Regions from separate parts of the Mus musculus genome. Here region 1 is linked to region 2. Evidence: chromatin loops called from intact Hi-C (ENCODE). Cell type or tissue: gastrocnemius. All regions are shown on one strand.

Region 1 (5,000 bases), 79 kb after region 2:
AAGAGTAATCCAACAGAAGAAATGTCTGGTAAGGTGTCTGACTGTAGTCATGGGGTGATGCCTAGATTTTACATGTTTCCTTTTGAACTATCGTTTCATGCACATTATTTTAAAACATTTTCTCATACATACACGTGAATGTTCTAACTAATCACATGGTAGTAACTTCTAAAGCAATCACAACTTTATATGTGGGAGTTTTGCTAGATTTTACTTGAAAGCTTCAGTGGGTTGCAGAATAACAGAAAACAGTTACTTGACCCATGGGATGTGCCTTGGAACCCCTTTAAATGCATGCATGTCTTAGGAAGGCATGTTTAATCCTTTTACAATAGAAATGAAAGGAAATTATTTCCTTCCTCCTATATGACTCCACTTTAACTACAGGTCTTCAAGTCAGCACCAGGAAACAGCAGAATGAGAGAGGTAAGGGCAGATGTTCACATTTGGTCCTTGGTACTAGGCAACATGCTGTGAAGGTCAAATAAATGACCTCATGCAACCTACTCTTAGGAGCTCTATAAGGTAGGCATTGTACCCATTTCACATATGAGAAATCTTTAAGGAGTTTCCCCCCTACCCATGTATGTGGTGGTATTCATTCATATATATATATGTGTGTGTGTATATATATATGTATATATATATATACATACACTTAAGTGTGTGTGTGTGTATATATATATATATATATATATATATATACATACATACATATATATACATATTCACCCACATATATATATATGTGTGTGTGTATATATACATACACGAATGCATGGATGTGTGTGAACATGTATAGATGCATACTGTTGTACATGCATATGATCACTTGAGGTTAACACAGAACTTTCTTGATCTTTCTGTACCTTACATATTGAGGCAGGGGCTCTCTCTTGAACCCAGAGCTCACTGATGTGGCTATTTTAGTTCCAAGGATCCCATCTTCACCTCCCAGATGCTGGGATTAGATGGACTAACACACCTACCTGGCATTTATATGCTTGGGTGCTTGGGATTTGAACTGTTGTCCTCACATTTGTATGGCAATCAGTGTAGTCTGAGCCATCTCCCCAGCCTCTGTGAGTTACATGTCCAGAATCATTAGTTAACACAGACTAATACTTCCTATATACGAACAGATTAGGACTCAAAATATTCAAATAACTTAATGGAACTTTGTAAAAATGTATGTTTCTAACTGCGACTTTTGAGTGATTGACAAGTACTTCTCACACCTCCAGTTTTGGGCTGGGGATGTAGCTCAGAAGCAGGGAGCTCATGTAGCATCTATGGCCCAGGCTCTATGTCCAACACTGCAAACAACAAATAAACTTTAACATCACTTCTTTGTTTCACAGACTCATGAACTTGCAGTCAGAAGAGGGAAGGGCTGTTAGTTGGCAAGGACATCTTCTTTCTATAGCTCTGTGGCTGTAACACTGCTGTATCAGGATTCATCTCTAGACAGAATTGCTGTGACGCATGGAACGGGGTAAACTCTGACAGGAGCTAGATCACCTCAGGGACAAACCTCTGGGCATATGTATGTCTGAGGAATTTTCTGTATTAGGCTAAGTGAGAAGGCCTACCCTAAGTGCATGCAGCGCCATCTTGAGAGCTGGGGTCTTGGACTGAACTAAAAGGAGAAAGAGCCGAGCACCAGCTTTCATTCCTGTTTCCAGACTGAATGTGGACAGTGATCACCTGAATCATGGTCCTGCTGCCAGTTTCCCAACCAACCACGCTGGACTTGATCCTGAAACCAGGAGCCACAATAAACCTTTCCTTCCTTAAGCTGCTCTATCAAGAGTACTGTTGGCTGCTCTCAGTTCTTGGTTACCCTATCATTTGACAGCCATCCTACAAATCCCCAATTCTTTAAAAGCATAGGGGTAAAAGGGTATTGAACTAACCTTTAAAACAATACCTACATTATCAAAAAGTTCTAAGTAGGATAGAAAATGGACAGCCAGATGAAAGGGCTCAAACTTCAAATGGAAAACAAATGTGGAACTTCTCTTTTCCTAAGTCCAAAAGAGAAAGCCAAGTCTCACACAGGGAATATAGGGTTATACAAATCATACACCATATGAATTGTCTAAAACCCCTCTGGAAGTTCCCATTTTTCATGTTCCCTAATGGACAAGAAGAGCGGTCTTGAAAGCAACTTAGTCACCCTTGCAGCTGCAGTCTGGCATCTCACTTCCAGCTGAGGCTATTCCATGCTTAGATTACAGTCAAGTCATTTGATTACTTTTGGAGTTCCATCTATACTTCCTAATGGCTTCTCATAGAAACTAAGTCAGAACCAAATAATTTTGGTTGCTACAAAAACAGTGGTGGTGGTGGTGGTGGGGCCGCTGGAGAGATGGCTCAGCAGTTAAGAGTACTGACTGCTCTTCCGAAGGTCCTGAGTTCAAATCCCAGCAACCACATGGTGGCTCGCAACTATCCGTAAAGAGATCTGAAGCCCTTCTTGTGTGTCTGAAGACAGCTACAGTGTACTTAGATATAATAATAAATAAATCTTTAAAAAAAAAAGTGGGACTCTCTTGGAACTCAAAGACATTTGAAGACACACACAGTCAGTCACACATTCAATAGTAAACTTCTGAGCATTAAGTTTATCACCTCAAACCAGTTGTGATTTTTCACAATCTTTAGTGAATGAAGTATTAGTGTGCCTTATTTGTTTCTATAAATGTTGGGTCACCTGAGCCATAGGTTTAGACTGGGGCTCCATTTGTTTCAGTTGTAACCTCACTTGTGTGGAGAAAGTCACTCCACAGGAGAACTTTGAAAATGCACAGGCTGGGCTGTATTTCCAGATGAAAGCTTCAATATAAACAAACAGCTCTTCTTAAGGTGATGTGCAGAATCCTGATTAGTAAAGCTATGCCACTGGAAATTCAGAGAATTCTGTGCCCATTTAGAGAAAAGTTAAAGAAAAAAAAGTTCCCTTTTCCTCCATGCAACACTGCTTCTTTTATAAACAGAACGAGCAAGCAAAGTGGAAGTATCTCACTTGAAACAACTAAATCTTACTGATCGCAGACTACTTCTAGATATATTTTCTTACCAAAACCTACAAGCTACTAATTCAGAGAGACATTATGTTTGACTTGCTGCTCTAGTTTTCTTTCTGAGATATCGAGTGTGTTTGTGTGTGTGCATGTGTCCCCCCACACATCTGTTGAGATCAAAGGACAGCTTTGGGGAATCAGTTTTCTTCTACCATCTGGGTTTCAGGCTTGGTGATGAGTGCCTTCCCCTTCTGAGTTATCTGTCAGCCTAAGAGGTCAATTTAAATCTTAGCTTCAGATCTTTCATGTTACACTTCACCCAGTAATTTCAAGTTTTACATTTTCCACAGGAAATCCTTAATTTTTGGACATCGCTTGAAATATGTTCAAACCAACTTATACTTACAATAACCTGTTTCAGTTTTAAAGGCTGCATTACTTAGAATTTTACAGTACAAAAGTTGCATTTCAAACATGTTTCAAGTATAGCCAAGGCACTGCATTCCTTAATAAAATCCACTCAAGACTGAAGTTAAATGAGTGATTCTGAACATTTTAGGATTAACTCAGTCCTGCAAGAAAAGTTACTTGTGAACATTTTCCTCATTTGGTTCACACTGTAATGTTTTAATCAGTATCCAATTAAATAAACAATACGTAAGAAGGGCATAAAGAAAACAAAGAGCAATAACATTTCCACCCCAACAGGTGATACACTTTGATGAAATCATACAGCCTGTCTGTCCATCCATCCACCCACTTTTGTAACAAGACTAATGTATAGAAAAGCAGTAATTACAGAAATCCCAATTGCCACTCAGCTCGTCTTCACTGTAAGAAATACAAACTCTATGAATGACAGTGATTTAAAAAGTCTTTTATTGTTTGTGGTATGTATGAGCTTCACATGCCATGGCTCACATGCTGAACACAGCTCTGGTTCTTTCCTCCTTCTATGGGTCACAGAGATCAAATCTAGGCTGTAAGGGTTGCAGGGAAAGCATTTTACCTGATGAGTCACCTTCTAGTGGCCACCTTTTTTGAGAAGGCAGGGTATCGAAGGTAGTGCCTGAAGATAGAAATCATATTCCTAGACCTTGCACACTATGCAATAATTCATATGTGCGATTCTTAGTGCCCTAGGTGTAATTCTAGTAGTGGTGGGCTTAAAGAGATATCTTTGAGGACAAGGAAAAAAAATCTATTTTCAGATTATGACTACTATGAGAATGTGATCTTTGAAGAGAAGATTTGGTGAAAAATCTAATCAGACTTTTAATGTGAGCTAAGCCATCAAAAGTACAGGGGTACCAGTATATGTACCTTTGGAGGTATATGAAAAGGATATCCCCTTCCAGTAAGCAGTTAGAAGACAAAGGAACTTCCAAATATAACAAGAAAAACTGGTTATCTTAAAGGATAAAGAGCTGTAAAATTTAGATGTCAAAAGGAAACTTTAATGGTGTACCTATAACATCAGTCCTTTTCACAAAGTAGATAAGGCCAAGATTTGGTTCTTTTTTAATTTAATGGTGCCAGGAGTGCACTCTAAGCTAGTAACTTCACCAACTGAGATACATCCTCACTCCTTTCCCAAGAATTCTTACATTTAGAAAACTACCTAAAAGCCATATGAATGTTTCTTAAAGATTAGCATGGTAATGTTTTGGATGCTCAGATCAGCTGGGGAACACAACAAAAGTTCACCGATTTCCTTCTTATAAACAGTGATCTGTTAATTACTACAAGTCTTGATCGTGAGGTTCTGTAATTTTCTATGCAGTGCTTAAAGGAGGAGTAGACACTTAACTCCGCTCTGTACTTTAGTATTCATTTCTCTGTGCCTGGGGCAGCTACACTGCCATCTTATTGTTGGCTTGAGAAGATGCAGCACATGCACTTGTCCAGTTTTTTATTGTATGTTGTGTACAGTCATTTGCAGTTTCCCATTCGTGTATGATTCAGGAATATCTA
Region 2 (5,000 bases):
CCTACAGCGTGTGTGGTCCGTGCTGCTGCTGGAGCTCCAGACACCTCCCCCTAGACTGAAGGATACAGGAGTCTGCACAAACTGGGCTACTGATCACTTGGGAAAAGAGAGCTGAACTGGTTCAGGAGTCCACTTCCAACAGAAACCAGTGTCTCGTGGGGATCAAGGCCATTGAGCTATAGGTTTATGGAGAAAATAAATTAACTTGATAAACCTTTGGGTAGATTAAAAATCAACAATCATCTCGCTCTCATTTAATAGCTCTTCGAGTCGTCATCACACACAAGCACACTAAGCTTGGGCAGGGATGGAGTCAGAGCACGCTACACTTTAGTTTCAAATTTAGCACACTCAAAAGGAGGCTCAGTTTGACAACACCATTAGAGTATGCTTAGTCAGCACTACCAAGCACCCACTTGATGGACTGAAACTGTCTCACACGCCCAGCAGACTTCATGCTCAGCACATATTAGCAGCATCTCTTTCAAGTGCTTTCTGTGAGATCTGAAGAGTTCTATGTCAATTTTTTGTCAACTTTATACCACCCCACCTCCACACCAGGAATTGAGGTTTTGCTTTTCAAATGTTTACATATGTTCACATGGCAATGCCTGGTGTAGCAAAGACAAGGAAGGAAGGGATCTATGGGAAAGACTTGTACAGATCCTTGACTATGCTTGTCTCTGCTGAACGATGTGCTTTCTCAGAGTAGAGTTAACACTGAGGGAACAAGCAATACCTAGACCCTAAGACCCAAAGGCCCACTGTCATCTCATCTAAAGTACCCAAACCATGGCGTTCTCTAGTCTGAATTCAGGGTCTTACATGTTTTCGTGATGTGCCATTCTGAGGGCACCCAGCATAGATGCTCTAGGGAAATTGCAATCAGACTAATCAGGCCAGATGTCCCTAACAGCCAATAAATGAGCTCTGGGACCTCCCCTTTTCAGTAACATAACCAACGACATTTGTCAAAAAGGCTCCCAATAAAAAACAAAAATTAAAACGAATATAGAAAAAAAAACACTTTTAATTCTTCTTATGGTTAACCTTAAGAATTTAGAGGAAATGCTGACATTTAAAAGTGAAGACATTCATGGACAGAAAGAAGAAACAGCTTAGGCTTCCAGATGGAATGTCTGGCAATGTCCAGGCAGGGTAAGAAAACAGAGGGCCAAGCCACAGATTTATGTAAGGTGGTTCAGAGACCACCACATAATGAACACAGGACCCTCGGGAAATAACAACAGCAAGAAGGAGAGTGTATGAAGAGAGTATTGATTCTGGGTTTTTTTTAAAAAAAAAAAAACAAAAAACAAAAAACACTTATTTATTTGTGGGGGAGCATGTGCTTGTCACAGCAGGTGTGTGGAGATCAGAGAACAATTTTCAGGAGTCCATTCTTCCCATCCACCATGTTGGTTTTAGGGAACAAAATCAAGTGTCAGGCTTGACAGCAAGCACCTTATACACTGAGCCATCTTGCTGGTGCTTTATCCTGGTCCTAAGAAGTGGGTGGGAGGAACCCGTAAGGATTTCTAACTAGATACTGGTCCTCACTGTGTTTAGAGCCATGGCTTGCACCTCGGTGTAGCCCCTTTAATCCTGGTCCTTTTTATCTACAGGGCTCTAGCTGAAAACCTTACACTCAGATCTCAAATTAGACCACTTAGACCTTGCTTGTTTCCTGTTTTTGAAGATCACTACCCTTTTAGATAGCAATGGCCTTAACATAAGGCCATTCTCCAAGGCTGCTCAGAGCTCTGATAGCTCAGTCACTTTCTGATCCCATGCAACAGTATATTCCATAAGACTCAGGGGTGCCTATGGCAACAGTCACACTTGGAACACTGTTTAATTTGAACAGCACTGTTGTAGAAATTTTAATCCCAATCCAGGGTTTCTACCCCACCTTTAACCATTTAATTCCCAGGTAAAAGACACGCATACAGCCTTTATAATAAGCCCTAATCAGCAGTAGAGGTAGGCAGATACCTACTCTCTATATTATTAGGATCTACTTTCCCATCGATGACCTTGAGTTATCACTTTACTATGTTCATCTGAGCTACTCCTAACTCCAATTGGCCAGCCCTCGGGGCCATGTTTTCTTGACTCCTAAGCCATGGCAACTTTCTCTTCCTCCTCTCCTTCTTCTCCTCCTCGTGGTTCTCCTCCAGTCCCTAAGGCCTGGGAACCCTAAAACTTGCCTATGTCTCTTCGGCCCAGCTATTAGCTGTCAGTGTCTTTAATAACCAATCAGAAATAACTTGGGGTTAAAGGTCACATAGTGTCACTTGGATCTGCATTTGGACTCTCTCATCTCTGGGGCAATCAGGTCTTCAGGAACCAGTATTAGCATTAGAATACAAGCAGCACCATGCCAACCCACTCCACATCACATCCTAAGAATTAGGAATGCTGGAAGACCAAATGCCACTGTAAAGTCCCAACTTCCCTCCCAAGTCTCCAGTTCTCTATTTCTTCCTTTCCCAATGTCTGCCTTTCTCCCTCACCCAGTGAATGGCAAATAGACAGACAGACAGACAGACAGACACACTCCCATGTTGCACACACAAAACCTACTGTTCAACTGCCTGAGTCCATGAGCTTGCTGTGCACACCTGTGAGAGTTGGTCACCACAGGTGTAGCAAGAGCCCACATGTAAAAACCATTGCATTTGGGTGAGAACATGGGGTTTTACCAGCCTACTCATACAATGTTAATTATTTACAAAAAGTGAGTCAGTCACACCTGCAGTCAAAACAGAACTGCATTAAATACAATTTATGATGTGCATATGATTTCCACTCTTTTATCACCTATTTGTTTTCTTAGAATAATTATGTTAAAAGCTGCTCCCTCCGGTAATAAATCCTTGCGTGTAACTTAACTCCCATTCCCATCCTTACCAGGCTCCTCTGCAATAAAAACCCAAACTCATCTGACATGTTTGCAGAGCACTTTATCCAAAGAGTCCCAAAGGCTTTTCTGCTTTCATTCTAGCTGAGGGACTGGAGTAAATTATTCACGTTACAGAGAGCAGTGAATAATGCTTCCTGGCTACTTTAACCAGCGTGAACTAAGCCAGGCTCTTGCGAGCTGTTCTTTAGGCCCAGATCCATTTGTAAGCTTGCCAGGACCAAGAGAGGCTGGACCTGCTTTCACATGGTCTCTGGTCCATCTTCCCTTCTCCATACCTAGGCCACCTCTCTCTCTCTCTCTCTCTCTCTCTCTCTCTCTCTCTCTCTCTCTCTCTCTCTCCCTCTCTCTCTCAACAGTTTAATTTTCACTCAACAAGTCAAAGTGTGGAGACAGACAATTTATAAAACTCAAGAAATAATGAATTCTGCAGTTCCCTGTTACCCTCAAAGGTTAAGGTCCCCTTGGGAAATAGCCTCCACTCTACACTCAGAGCCCCTTCCTGCCACTCAGCTGGCTATCAGCAGGGAATGCAAAACAAACAAATAAACAAAAACAACCTGGAAGGAAAAAGAATGAGTCCAAAAAGGACAGTCGCATTTGCATATGCAAGTTATACTGGGGGGAGTAATTAAAAGCCTAAGAAAATGAAGGCAGACAGGCAGACAGGATGGACGAAAGAGAGATCTCTAGCGAGGACCCAGTGAGGAAGCCCATAAGCACCTCTTTCTAGTGGGTGACATTTCTGAGAAGCAACCAGAATATCCCACTATTAATAAGTTACTTCTTTTCCATCAGTCTATACTAACTGTACATGACCTATGTGTTCCAAGAATATGGGTAATGAACTGTGAGCAAGGAGTGCTCCCTGCTTCTCTGTCCCCTACTCTTCCCTGATTGTCTCCTTTCTATTTCGTGTCATTTTCCAATATTCTGCATTTGAGTACACAGATGTGGCCTAATGTAACATTATATGCACAGTGCCATAATGAACCCAAGTGGGCAGCTATCAGTACTGTGTGCTGTGTTTAAAGACACAATTGCCAGAGTGTTTACAAAATGAGACAGCCTACAAAATATGTGAAGAATCTCATATTCTTGCACCTACTATTAATACAACAGGGGATTTGTACCGAGAATATATAAATAACTACAAGTATTAAGGGATTAAAGAATGAATAATCCAAGCTAGAGTTGGGAAAGTGAACTAAATAGGTGTGTGTGTGTGTGTGTGTGTGTGTGGTGTGTGTGCATGTGTGTGCATGTGTGTGTGTGTTGTATGTGTGATATATAATTATTAATGTGGTTATTGTGCATATGTGCATGCAAGTAGAGGCCAGAGGTTCATATCGAATATCTTCCCTTAATCTCTCTCCTCCTTTGGTTTTTGAACAGGGTCTCTCACTAAAACTGAACCTCATCAGTTGAGCCACACTGTCTGTCCAGTGAGTTTCAGGGCTCTACTTGTCTTTCTTTCCCACTCCCCCAACAACACCTCTCTCCCCACTGCCAAGTGCTAGAGCAACAGGCAGGTGCATACCGTTGTAATGCTATTTTGCACACGATTTCTCTAATCCAAACTCAGGTCTTCATGTTTGCACAGTAGGTTTCTTCCCGCCTGAGCCAATGGCCAGCCCAGCACTTTCCAAGAAGGGGATGTCCAATAAATATATGAACCATTCCATTTTTGCTCAAGGAAAGTAAAAGTGGAAGAAGTTTGTCATCTATCTGCATTTGTTTCTAAAAGCTTCAACATTCACCTCCCCAGACCCATCTAACCAGCCAACATCAACATTGCACAAGCCCTGAGCGAAGGTGTATAATGGCAATAGCTTGGTTGTCAATTCCACACACCTCGATTGAGGCATTGCCCCTCTTTAGATCGGCCTGTGGGCATGTCTGTGGGACCTGCTCATTAGTGTAGATGGCACAGTGGGAGCTGCCATCCCTGGCACATGGGCTTGGGTAGAGTGGGAATAAGCAGCTGAGCCTGGGCCTGAAGGAAGCCTCTGAGCGGCATTCTTCTTTGGTTTCTGTTCCAAGCCTTTTGCTTGCCCTGGCTTCCTTGGATAGTGAC

The links. Peaks named below come from ENCODE experiments on the same cell type or tissue, not always from the same donor. Only the 100,000 strongest peaks of a DNase experiment are listed, where the experiment ranks them.
Region 1: it touches region 2 in a loop (6-fold over the local background); 2 of 42 quality-filtered maps call a loop at or near these places.

Annotation. Positions count from the first base shown.
Region 1 is chr17:10,198,969-10,203,968 of GRCm38, forward strand. No RefSeq gene overlaps it. Among named protein-coding and RNA genes, the nearest start is that of Gm34972, 55 kb to the left of the region's middle. In gastrocnemius, no CTCF peak of the experiment used is centred here; no DNase peak of the experiment used is centred here.
Region 2 is chr17:10,119,495-10,124,494 of GRCm38, forward strand. No RefSeq gene overlaps it. Among named protein-coding and RNA genes, the nearest start is that of Gm34972, 24 kb to the right of the region's middle. In gastrocnemius, no CTCF peak of the experiment used is centred here; a DNase peak (open chromatin) is centred at 3,124.